Linked DNA regions of Homo sapiens: all the other regions are linked to region 3. Evidence: chromatin contacts called from ENCODE Hi-C or POLR2A ChIA-PET data. All regions are on one chromosome and are shown on one strand. The core of a region is the stretch at or near the end of the contact, and the rest is flanking DNA. Distances in the headings are between cores, read along the strand shown.

Region 1 (3,547 bases), core at 450-2,949, 420 kb after region 3:
ATTAAACTTTCTAAATTAACTGAGACATGTCTCAGATATTCAGGGTTCACATTGTTTTCTCGTTTTATTCCGATGTCGGGTTATGCCTCTCAAAGGCATGCTCCACTCTGAAATATTAAGGGAGCGAGTTTACTTCTCTCTCCTCAAGGCACTGCTGCAACCCTAGTAATAACTGCTAATGAAAATTATAAGCTCTGGTTTGCTGAGACCAAGAGAATGGGGTGTGGCTGTCCATGCATAATAGAACCAACTAAGCTCAATGATCAGTTTTGAAGTCTTTTATTATGAACATTTTCAAACATCCACAAAAATAAAATAATGAAGTGAACCCTCCTATCCCCTGCATTTGCCCATCATCCAGAGGCAGGTTTTTTTTTGTTTTGTTTTTTTGGCTCTTGTTGCCCAGGCTGGAGTGCAATGGCATGCTCTTGGCTCACTGCAACCTCCGCCTGCTGGGTTCAAGTGATTCTCTTGCCTCAGCCTCCCGAGTAGCTGGGATTACAAGCACCCGCCACCACACCCAGCTAATTTTTGTATTTTTAGTACAGACGGGGTTTTGCCATGTTGGCCAGGCTGGTCTCGAACTCCTGACCTCAGGTAATCCACCCGCCTCAGCCTCCCAAAGTGCTGGGATTACAAGTGTGAGCCACTGCACCCAGCCCGGGGCAATTTTTTTTAATGCCAAAGACATTGAATCACCTGCAAAAATTCTAGTACTGCTGCTGCAAAATGCAAAGGGGCTGGAGACAGCGGTCCCCTCCTCACAAATGGACTTCCAAGAGTACCAATTAGACTTTAGAGTCTGACTAATGACACACTCAAAAGATAATTATAGCAAAATATCTTGGCCAGTTGATATGCAATTTTGGTTTTGATCTTCTTGCCTCAGCCTGCCAAGTAGCTGGGACTACAGAATCCTGCTACTATGCCTGGCTAATTTTTGTATTTTTTTTTTTTGTAGAGATAGGGTTTCACTATGTTGTTCAGGCTGGTCTTGATCTCCTGGGCTCAAGGAACCCACCTGGCTTGGCTTCCCAAAGTGCTGGAATTACAGGTGTGAGCCACTGTGCCCAGCCACAAGACACTTTTTTTTTTGGCGGCAGGGGAGGGGGTTGAGGGGGCGGGGGGCGCAGGCTGTAGAAATGTATGTACAATATAATTTCTTTTTTCTTTTTTTTTGAGACAGGGTCTTGCTCTGTCACTGAGGCTGGAGTGCGGTGGTATGATCTTGGCTCACTGCAACCTCCGCCTCCCGGGTCCAGGTGGTTCTCCTGCCTCACACTCCTGAGTAGCTGGGATTATAGACATGTGCCACCACACTCGGCTAATTTTTTTTTTTTGTATTTTTAGAAGAGATGGGGTTTCACCATCTAGGCTACTACCTGCTAGGCTGGTCTCGAACACCTGGCCTCAAAGTGATCTGCCTGCCTCGGCCTCCCAAAGTGCTGAGATTACAGGTGTGAGCCACTGTGCCTGGCCTGTACAATATAATTTTATAATTTATAATGATATTATATTCTCTTTTTTAAAAAGAGGAGTTTACTAAAGCATTGAATAGTATGAATAAGATGAAAAGAATATGTCTAATAAAAATTTTTAAAATTTCTCTACCTTCTGTGGAGAGGTGAGCAACATTAATTACTGTTTGATCCTATCTGGGCCCCTTTCTCTGACTCCTCCCCACCCATCTGTTCCCCAGAGCCATCTGCATCACGTTGCAGGTATTTGAACACTTCCCCTTTGACTTTCACAAGACTCAAGACAGGCTTTGCAACTGCAAGGGGCTTGATTAAAGTTTTTGGAGGAGCTAAATAAAAATCAAGCAAGCAGCTTGAATTTATATGCACTCGAATTCAAGAACAAGAGCCTATAAAAACAATGTTAATTTTTTTCCTTATCTATACTGGCCTTCTTCTCAACTTGTTCTAATAGTGCGATACCAGCAAAATACAAATTTACTTTCATTTTCTTGTAGCTGATTTAGAAACTCTACTTACAGATCTGATTCTTTGAGCGTTGGTGGCATAAATAATGCAAGAGTGCTTTTCTTCTGTGTAGGGGTTGACAAGCTTTTTTTGTAAAGGATCAGATAATACCAGCTTTAGGCTTTGCAGGCCATTTGGTCTCTGTTGCAACTACTCAAATTTGCTGTTGTAATGCTAAAGCAGCTAGTGACAATTCATAAACAAATGGGCATGGCTGTGTTCCAGTGAAAGTTTATTTACAAAAACAAGTGGAGGGTCGGATATGGCCCTGGGACTGTTCACCGACTCTTATTCTGTGCCATCAACTGAAGTTGTTGAGGCTTCATGCAACTGCCTAAGAGCTAGGTAGTCAGTACAATGTGGCTTTCTGTGGAAGGGCAAAAGCGTGTGCATCTAATGTCGTGGGAATTCACCTCAAGCCACACCTTGAACAGGAAAACTGATTTTGGACTCTGGCTAGAGGAGATGTCATTTTTCCCGTTTACTGGAAGTGTAGGGTGAAACTTTATTCTCAGGGATAAACATGGTTTGGGGGCCATTCCCTTCAATGGCTCATATACTTGTTCTCATGTTTCCACTGGAAAATCTGCTCAAATGCCCAGTTTTGAGAAAATATGCCTGTTTCCTATATCCCTTCACTTCTCCCCATGTTTAGAGGTGAGCTTATCTGTTAAGCTGACACAAAGGAATGAACTTGTGCCTATCCTCTCTCCTTTTGGGGATGCTCTGCTCAAGGGACAGGTATGCTCTCTTCCCACTGTCTTTCTGCACAACACATGGGAAGTGGGCCCTAAACCTGCCCAGATAGATCTGGAAGGCCATCATACTATAGCCTCACTTTTGGGGCTTGATAGTTGTGCAAAGCAACAATACCTCTTTTACCTGCACAGGTAAGTTTCTTCTTTGCAGCCCCAGATTCTCCCACAGGTGGGTCACCCCAATGTCTAGGCTTTAAGGGAATAGTAGGAAGTCTGTTGACATAGATCCCAGCCACATTGTTCAATGAGCACAGTGTAGCATTATGACTACTTATAATAAAGGTGATATTGTGATTAGCCACGTGACTCCTTGGGAGAAAAGAGTTAATGCAGCAGGTCTGGTTGCTTTCTTCTTGTGTGTCTCCAAGAGAACTATGTTTGACCCTTCACCACCCCCTAGAAATGTGGCCCTCCAAGTGTTCCTTGTGTTGGTGATTGACGGACTTTGTTATATATTCCTGGAGGGATGGACCATGCCATGCTGGCGTGTCAAGTTGCTTTGCATACACATCAATATTGATGATATGCCCCTGGTTTTATTGTTGGGGTTCTGAGTTTCTATTGCCATGGCCTGTTGTGTAGCAATGGTTGCACAAGATAAGTGTATGTCACAACTACTCCCCTACTTCCACAAAGACCTCAGTCTCTGAGCTCCAAGTGGTGTTCCTAAGTAGGGCCATACCACATAGCTACCGGAAGTTCATTGCTAGAGAGAGAGCATTCCTATGTGTCTGACAAGGAAAGACCTCAGAAGTCTCTGCTGGACCTTTCTGGACTCCATCAATGCATATCTTTTTTTTCTGC
Region 2 (3,540 bases), core at 727-3,226, 440 kb after region 3:
GCTGAGTCCCCACCCAAATCTCATCTTGAATTGTAGCTCCCATAATCCCCACATGTCATGGGAGAGACCTAGTGGGAGGTAAATGAATTATGGGGGTGGGTTTTTCCCATGCTGTTCTCATGACAGTGAGTCAGTCTAAAAATATCTGACGGTTTTATAAAGGGCAGTTCCCCTGCACACGCTGTCTTGCCTGCCGCCATGTCAGACATGCCTTTGCCCCTCCTTCGCCTTCACCATGATTGTGAGGTCTTCCCAGCCATGTGGAACCGTGAGTTCATTAGATCTTTTTTTCTTTATAAATTACCAAGTATTGGGCATTTCTTCATAGCAGTATGCAAATAGACTAATACAACATGCCTGCTCTATAATAGCCTTGACAATTATGTGGCTACTTTGTTTAGTTTCAATCAGGTGAAAGTGATGACTCAAAGAAGATGCACTCTCTTTCTTTATCAATATTCCTCTGGGAGGGAGTAACTAACTTTTCAGAGAACCTTGCCAAGCCTTTATTTCTCACTTGCTTCTGAAGTTGTAAGGTAGATGCTATCCTCACAAACTCCCAACACTCTTCACTTTCCAGTAGTTGTTGTTTGGGTGTGAGCTGGCCTAATTGGACCCATGAACTTGACTTGACTAAACTATCTGAAGGGAATACTCTCATAGTATAGGTATTTATTTAACATATGCGTATTGAGGCCTATACTATGCCAGCTACTGCACAAACTGCTAGGATACCACTGTGGACAAAAACAAAACAAAACAAAACAAAAACTAGGCATTCTGTCTCCATGGAGTTTACATTTTAGAATGGGAAGCTTACTATAAGGTCAATAGGTAATATTTGTAGTATATTAGTGCTAATTGCTAATAAAGAAAATAAAAAGAAAATGAAGTAGGAAGGAAGAATGGGGGTTGGATTACAACTGTAGTCTGGATGGCCAAGGTCAACCTCAAAGAGAAGGTGGCATCTGAATAAAGATGGGATGGAGATCAGGGCCTCTGGAAAGGTCCCTGGGGAGGAGATGAAAGGTCTTCTGAGGGAATAAGGCTCCAGGCTATTCTGTGACATCCCCAGAATATTAAAACAATAAGTGTCAAAAGCATTAGCAAATGTGTGATGTTTCAAAACATGTTCTTATGTCGAAGTTACAGGGCAGTACTCTCTTTCAATCTGGTCAGTGTCATTTTTGTGATCTGTATAGCCACCTTTGGGGAAAATGTCACAAGTCTAAATCTGAGGCTGCTGGTGGACATGAGGCTCAGGCCCCAAACCCCCTCCCCTCCTCCAGCTCTTGACTTCTTGTAATGAGGGCAGGCATCAGAAGGTCTGGGTTCTAATGCCCACACCACCTCTTAAACGAACTAGCCCTGAACCTCTCTTTTAGAGGCAATTTTCTCCTTTATAAATCAAGAATTATCTCTGTCCTATACATGAATTTAGATTTGTTGTGACAGCAACATTGGGCTGTTCCCAATTTTCCCACCCCATTCCACATCTGGGGTTTCTATTATTTTTCCTTGGATAAGAGAAAAGATGTGGACTTCCTTACTTCCATGGAATTTTCCAAGCACAACTGAGGTACGATCCATGGGATCAGATACAGGATGGGATGTACTAGGAGCTGGTCTGGGATTCACCTGAAGTCAGGCAGGAAATAAAAGTCCAGGAGGAAGAAAGCCCTTCTTTATCAATTTGACCCTTGGCTGCTTTTCTTGATAGTACCATCCCTCAAGGAACAAGATAAAGAACAAGAATTTAGAACTCTCCCCTTGCTACAATGCAATGATAGAATACTGGATAGAGAGAACACATTCTTAAAGTTTTTCAAATCTGTTCCCAAGATGTCCACATTTGAAATACTCAGTGAAGCCAAATAAATACTTGCCGTGTCTTTAATAATCTGTACCATGATTACACCAGGGAAGTGCTGATGAAAATCCCCTGTTGGTTTAGTTGGATCACTGTAGCTGTCTCCTATTTATTACAGTATCCTGCCTGGAATACATGGATAACTTCTCTATGACATCATTAAACATGTCATCTCAGAACCTGGAACTTTGGCAGACTTTGGATCCTATTTCACTTTTATGCCATGACTAGTTCATTTGTGGACAGCCAAGAATCAGAAAACTGAGGGCTTTATATGCAGAATCAGTAATGTGTTTGCTTTATTTTCATCTTTTATAACCTATTTCTAAATATCCTTCTCCCTTCTCTAATCCCTCCATCCCATCACCAAATGAGAAGTAAGCAGAGTAATATTAAATAGATGAGATTTTCACTTAAGAATTTGAAGATTTTGCTGTTGAGAAAAATACTAAAGTCTTAACCCTATAATAATGAGTTTCCTGTAAGTTTGATTTCATGAGTCATAAATTCCCTGAACTTTGTTATTTTGCTCTAATTATTTAGAGAGTAAAGAAATGTCACTTTTATGCTCTAGATCAAGGGTTGGCAAATGTTTTCTCTAAGGGAACAGATACTATTTTAGTTTTATGGGCCTCATACAGTCTTTGTTGCATGTTCCTTATGTTTTTGCAACCTTTAAAAAATGTAAAAACCATTCGCAGCTAGTAGGATGTACAAAGAACAGCAGCAGTTTGCTGACCCCTGCACTTGATGATTTGCCATTTTCAGAACTGATGTCAGAAAAATTCTGAACATGACCATGGCCAATGTTCTTCAAATCTACAGAGCAACAAGAACAACCAAAATGAGAAATAGTAGATTCTATAATAAAACAAAAATAGCAAAATCCTTCTTTCTGTTTTTCTATATATGCAGCTCTGGGCCTTCAATCATGTGTTGCATGAAAACTGTCAGATGGAGACAGTGGCTGCCTCTGTAGAGGTATTTGAAGTATGCATGTAACAAAATATCACATGTACCCCATAAATACGTAGAAGTATTATGTATTGATATGGTTTGGCTGTGTCCCCACTCAAATCTCATCTTGAATTGTAGCTCCCATAATTCCCAAGGGTTGTGGGAGGGACCGGTGGGAGATAATTGAATAATGGGGGCAGTTCTTCCATACTGTTCTCATGGTAGTGAATACATCTCATGAGATCTGATGGTTTTATAAGACGTTTCCCCATTTGCTTGGCTCTCATTCTCTCTTGCCTGCTGCCATGTAAGACGTGACTTTCACCTTCTGCCAGAATTGTGAGGCCTCCCCAGCCACATGGAACTGTGAATCTATTAAACCTCTTTTTCTTTATAAATTACCTAGACTTGGGTATGTCTTTATCAGCAACGTGAAAAGAGACTAATACACGTATTAACAAAAAAATTTTTTTTATTATAGTTTAAGTTTTAGGGTACATGTGCACAATGTGCAGGTTAGTTACAAATGTATACATGTGCCATGTTGGTGTGCTGCACCCAGTAACTCGTCATTTAACATTAGGTATATCTCCAAATGCTATCCCTCCTCCCTCCCCCCACCCCACAACAGGCCCCGGTGTGTGATGTTCCCCTTCCTGTGTCCATGTGTTCTCATTGTTCAATTCCCACCTATGAGTGAGAACATGCGGTGT
Region 3 (3,568 bases), core at 192-2,691:
CACCGTGTTGGCCAGGGTAGTTTTGAACTCCTGAGCTCAAGTGATCCATCTACCTCAGCCTCCCAAAGTGCTGGGATTACAGGCATGAGGACTGTACCCAACCATCTCAGCAGTTATTTTAAAAAATGTTTAGCCTTCTGATGAGAACACGTGGACACGTGGTGCGGACAACAAACACTGGGGCCAGTCGAGGGGGCTGCGGGGAGAGAGATCATCAGGAAGAGTAGCTAACACTTAGGTGGTGGGTTGATCTGTGCAGCAAGCCACCATGGTACATGTTCATCTCTGTAACAAACCTGCACATCCTGCACGTGTACCCCAGACTTTAAAATAAAAGTTGAAGGAAAAAAGTTCACTTTTCTGCTTTCCAGTTGCTTATTTAAAAAAAAAAAAAAAAAAAAAGAAGCATCTGGCTGGGTGTGGTGGCTCATGCCTGTAATCCCAGCACTTCGGGAGGCCGAGGCAGGTGGATCACCTGAGGTCAGGAGTTTGAGCCCAGCCTGGTCAACATGATGAAACCCCGTCTCTACTAAAAATACAAAAAATTAGCTGGGCATGGTGGCGGGCACCTATAATCCCAGCTATTCGGAAGGCTGAGGCAGGGAGAACTGCTTGAACCCAGGAGGCAGAGGTTGCAGTCAGCCAAGATCGCACCATTGCACTCCAGCCTGGGCAACAGAGCGAGACTCCATCTCAAAAAACAAACAAACAAACAAAAATGCATCTAAGTTGTCTGAGTGATGTCCTGCTCAAGTCCATAAGGGACTTGCTTTATTACAGAAAAGTGGCCAAACCCAGTAATATTGAAAGTATGGTCCAGGGACTGCTTCTGGTCAGGCAACTGTTTATTACCAGTCTGTGACAAAGACAGAAATTGCCAGTAAGGTGTTTAGAAACTTTAATAGCAATATGATATCCCAATGGGTGATCAATGGACCCATCTTACTGAATAGGGTAGAGACAAGTTTGAGTGTCGTTGCACTCACGTGGTGAGCTGCATGTGTCGTGGGCTGAGTGCTAGTATTGGTCTGTGATGGATTGGGATCAGACCCTTGTCCATGACCATAAAATCTTGAGCAATATTGCAGCAAGCCAAATGGCAAAGATGACTATGTGCCCCAAGACCACACTTTTTTTTCCTATAGTTTTTTTAAGAGAGACACGGCCTCGCTCTGTTGCCCAGGCTGGTCTTGAACTCCTAGGCTCAAGCAATCCTCCCATCTCGGCTTCCCAGAGTGCTGGGATTACAAGCATAAGCCACTGTGCCAAGCCTCCCTAAATGTTTAAATCTTGTCATTGCCACCATTCTGCAAGATTTACCTTTGAATCTAGAAAAGAACTTGGAGTCTTTCTACTAGGCCTATCCCCACACCACTTCCCATCATAGAGGTGAAGAACCTGAGGCCGGGACACACCACAGGACTCTCAGAATGACACAGCCAGTCAGATTTTCCTGGCACAAAACCCAGTGTTCTTTCAAAGCCACCATTCTTTTCCTGTAACTAATGCAAAAGCAAATCTTAGCCCATGACAGGGAATCACAGATTCCAAATGAGTGCCCTCAGAATGACTGGTTTCCTTGAAAGCAGCTGTTTCATAAACATGACTTTGCGGGGGCAGCTCAGGCCTTCCATGCAGTGGAGTCTGCTGGTCTTGGGGCTGCTCTGTTAAGCAAAGGATGGGAACCAAAGGTACTGACATTTTAATATTAGCCACACAGATGTCTTGGCTTGTAATCTGGAGAAAATCAGTCAGTGTCCCAGCTGAATCTGTAAATAGGAACGACAATAAGATTTGCTCTCTCTCGGGACATCCTAAGAATTTTTGTCAGGCTAGAAGAGGCAGCCTGGAGAGATTTGTTTGATCTGGGAAAGCAGAAGTCAAACTTGGTTTTTCATTCGGTAAGATCCACTGTGGTTAAAATGTGGTCAGAGGGCTCATTCAGCCTCCTACTTCAGGTCGAACTATACTTACCTTCTCTTACTTTTAAAGAAGGAAGGGAGATTCTGTAAATGAGTGGCTTTTCTTTTAGTCAGTGCTGTCATATGCCATGACAATATTGTATTTAAGTCTGTTCTCACAGTGCTAATAAAGACATACCTGAGACTGGGTAATTTATAATGGAAGGAGGTTTAATTGACTCACAGTTTAGCATGGCTGGGGAGGTTTCAGGAAACTTACAATCATGGCAGAAGGGGAAGCAAACACATCCTTCTTTACATGGCAGCAGCAAGGAGAAGCGCTGAGCATAAGGGGGGAAAATCTCCTTGTGATTCATGCCTGTAATCCCAGCACTTTAGGAGGTTGAGTTGGGTGGATCGCTTGAGGTCAGGAGTTTGAGACCAGCTTGGCCAACATGGTGAAACCCCGTCTCTACTAAAAATACAAAAAATTAGCTGGGCATGGTGGCAGGCACCTGTAATCCCAGCTACTTGGGAGGCTGAGGCAGGAGAACTGCTCGAACCTGGGAGGCGGAAGTTGCAGTGAGCCGAGATCACACCATTGCACTCCAGCCTGGGCAACAAGAGTGAAACTCCGTCTCAAAAAGAAAAAGAAAAAGAAAAAGAAACCATTAGATCTCATGAGAACTCACTATCACGAGAACAGTATGAGGGTAACCACTCCCATGATTCAATTACCTCCCCACCAGGTCCCTCCCATGACACATGGGGATTATGGGAACTATAATTCAAGATGAGATTTGGATGGGGACACAACGAAACCATATCAAATATTAATAGAGTCTGGCAGGGAGGAAGCATGACTTCATACTGGTGGTGAGTCAGAAGGGGCATCTTCATATTTTAAGGAAGGTGGCACTTAGATTCCAAGTGCGTCCTGTGTGCAGTGGAGTCATATGCAGCTCTAATAAAGAACATTATTCAGGCCAGGCATAGTGGCTCATGCCTGTAGTCCCAGTTTGTTGGCAGCCTGAGGCGTGAAGATTGCTTGAGCCCAGGAGTTCAAGACCAGCCTGGGCAACATAGTGAGACCTCATCTCTACAAAAAATACAAAAATTAGCCAAGCATGGTGGTACATGCCTGTCGTCCCAGCTACTCGGGAGGCTGAGGCGGGAGGATCACTTAAGTCCAGGAGTTTGAGTCTGCAGTGAGCTATGATCATGCCAGTGCACTCCAGCCTGGACAACAGAGCGAGGCCCTGTCTCCAAAAAATAATTAATTATTTAATTTAAATGTTCGAAAGAACATTATGCAGATGCTTCTCAGGCTTCTCTTCAGATGGCAAAATCTCACTGGTTTTCAAATATCCTAACTGAAATGTTCAGTTCCAGCTATCTTTTGCTTCATCCAGTAATTAGTTTCAAGTTTTTTTTTGCCTCTTTTTAGATATGAATCCCATGCTAGGTAACAAATTATAGTGACAGGAAAATGTGGATTTTTCCATAAAGTTTAAATATTCACCACTCAACCTTTTAGCAGAAAGCTCTGGGACCAACCTAGCATAAGTATAGAGTTGAGGGTTAAGAGTAAGCATTCTTCCCTTCGTCACTTATGTGGCCTTGAACCAATTAGTTAAGATTTTGTGCCTCATTTTCCTCATCTGCAA

Evidence for each region. Hi-C counts contacts between places; a loop is a spot of excess contacts on that map. ChIA-PET counts read pairs that join two places held with the same protein, here RNA polymerase II (POLR2A). Pooled maps may share reads with other maps.
Region 1: a loop to region 3 is called in a pooled map, with 4 times the contacts of the local background. The contact joins two enhancer-like sites. A Hi-C loop is called at or near these places in 6 of 37 single-sample maps with no recorded cell type and 4 of 50 pooled maps. POLR2A ChIA-PET finds 5 or more read pairs at or near these places in 2 of 52 experiments (activated T-cell and common myeloid progenitor, CD34-positive).
Region 2: a loop to region 3 is called in a map with no recorded cell type, with 2.2 times the contacts of the local background. The contact joins the promoter of TXNDC8 here to the enhancer-like site in region 3. A Hi-C loop is called at or near these places in 2 of 37 single-sample maps with no recorded cell type and 1 of 50 pooled maps. POLR2A ChIA-PET finds 5 or more read pairs at or near these places in 2 of 52 experiments (activated CD4-positive, alpha-beta T cell and activated T-cell).

Annotation. Positions count from the first base shown.
Region 1 is chr9:110,314,737-110,318,283 of GRCh38, forward strand. All of the region lies in intron 4 of TXNDC8 (thioredoxin domain containing 8), which reads right to left. Among named protein-coding and RNA genes, the nearest start is that of TXNDC8, 21 kb to the right of the region's middle. Within about 2 kb of position 1,700, at least 2 of the 41 ENCODE cell types and tissues checked have a DNase peak (open chromatin) inside an H3K27ac peak, as active enhancers do.
Region 2 is chr9:110,335,887-110,339,426 of GRCh38, forward strand. It overlaps TXNDC8 (thioredoxin domain containing 8), which reads right to left and starts at 1,977. Exons shown (of 6, transcript NM_001424031.1): 1 at 1,887-1,977. The coding sequence starts at 1,910. It overlaps LOC124902245 (a long non-coding RNA gene), which reads left to right and starts at 318. Exons shown (of 2, transcript XR_007061728.1): 1 at 318-2,351; 2 at 2,639-2,756.
Region 3 is chr9:109,893,644-109,897,211 of GRCh38, forward strand. All of the region lies in intron 3 of PALM2AKAP2 (PALM2 and AKAP2 fusion), which reads left to right. Among named protein-coding and RNA genes, the nearest start is that of PALM2AKAP2, 120 kb to the left of the region's middle. RefSeq lists an enhancer at 1-55. Within about 2 kb of position 1,442, at least 2 of the 41 ENCODE cell types and tissues checked have a DNase peak (open chromatin) inside an H3K27ac peak, as active enhancers do.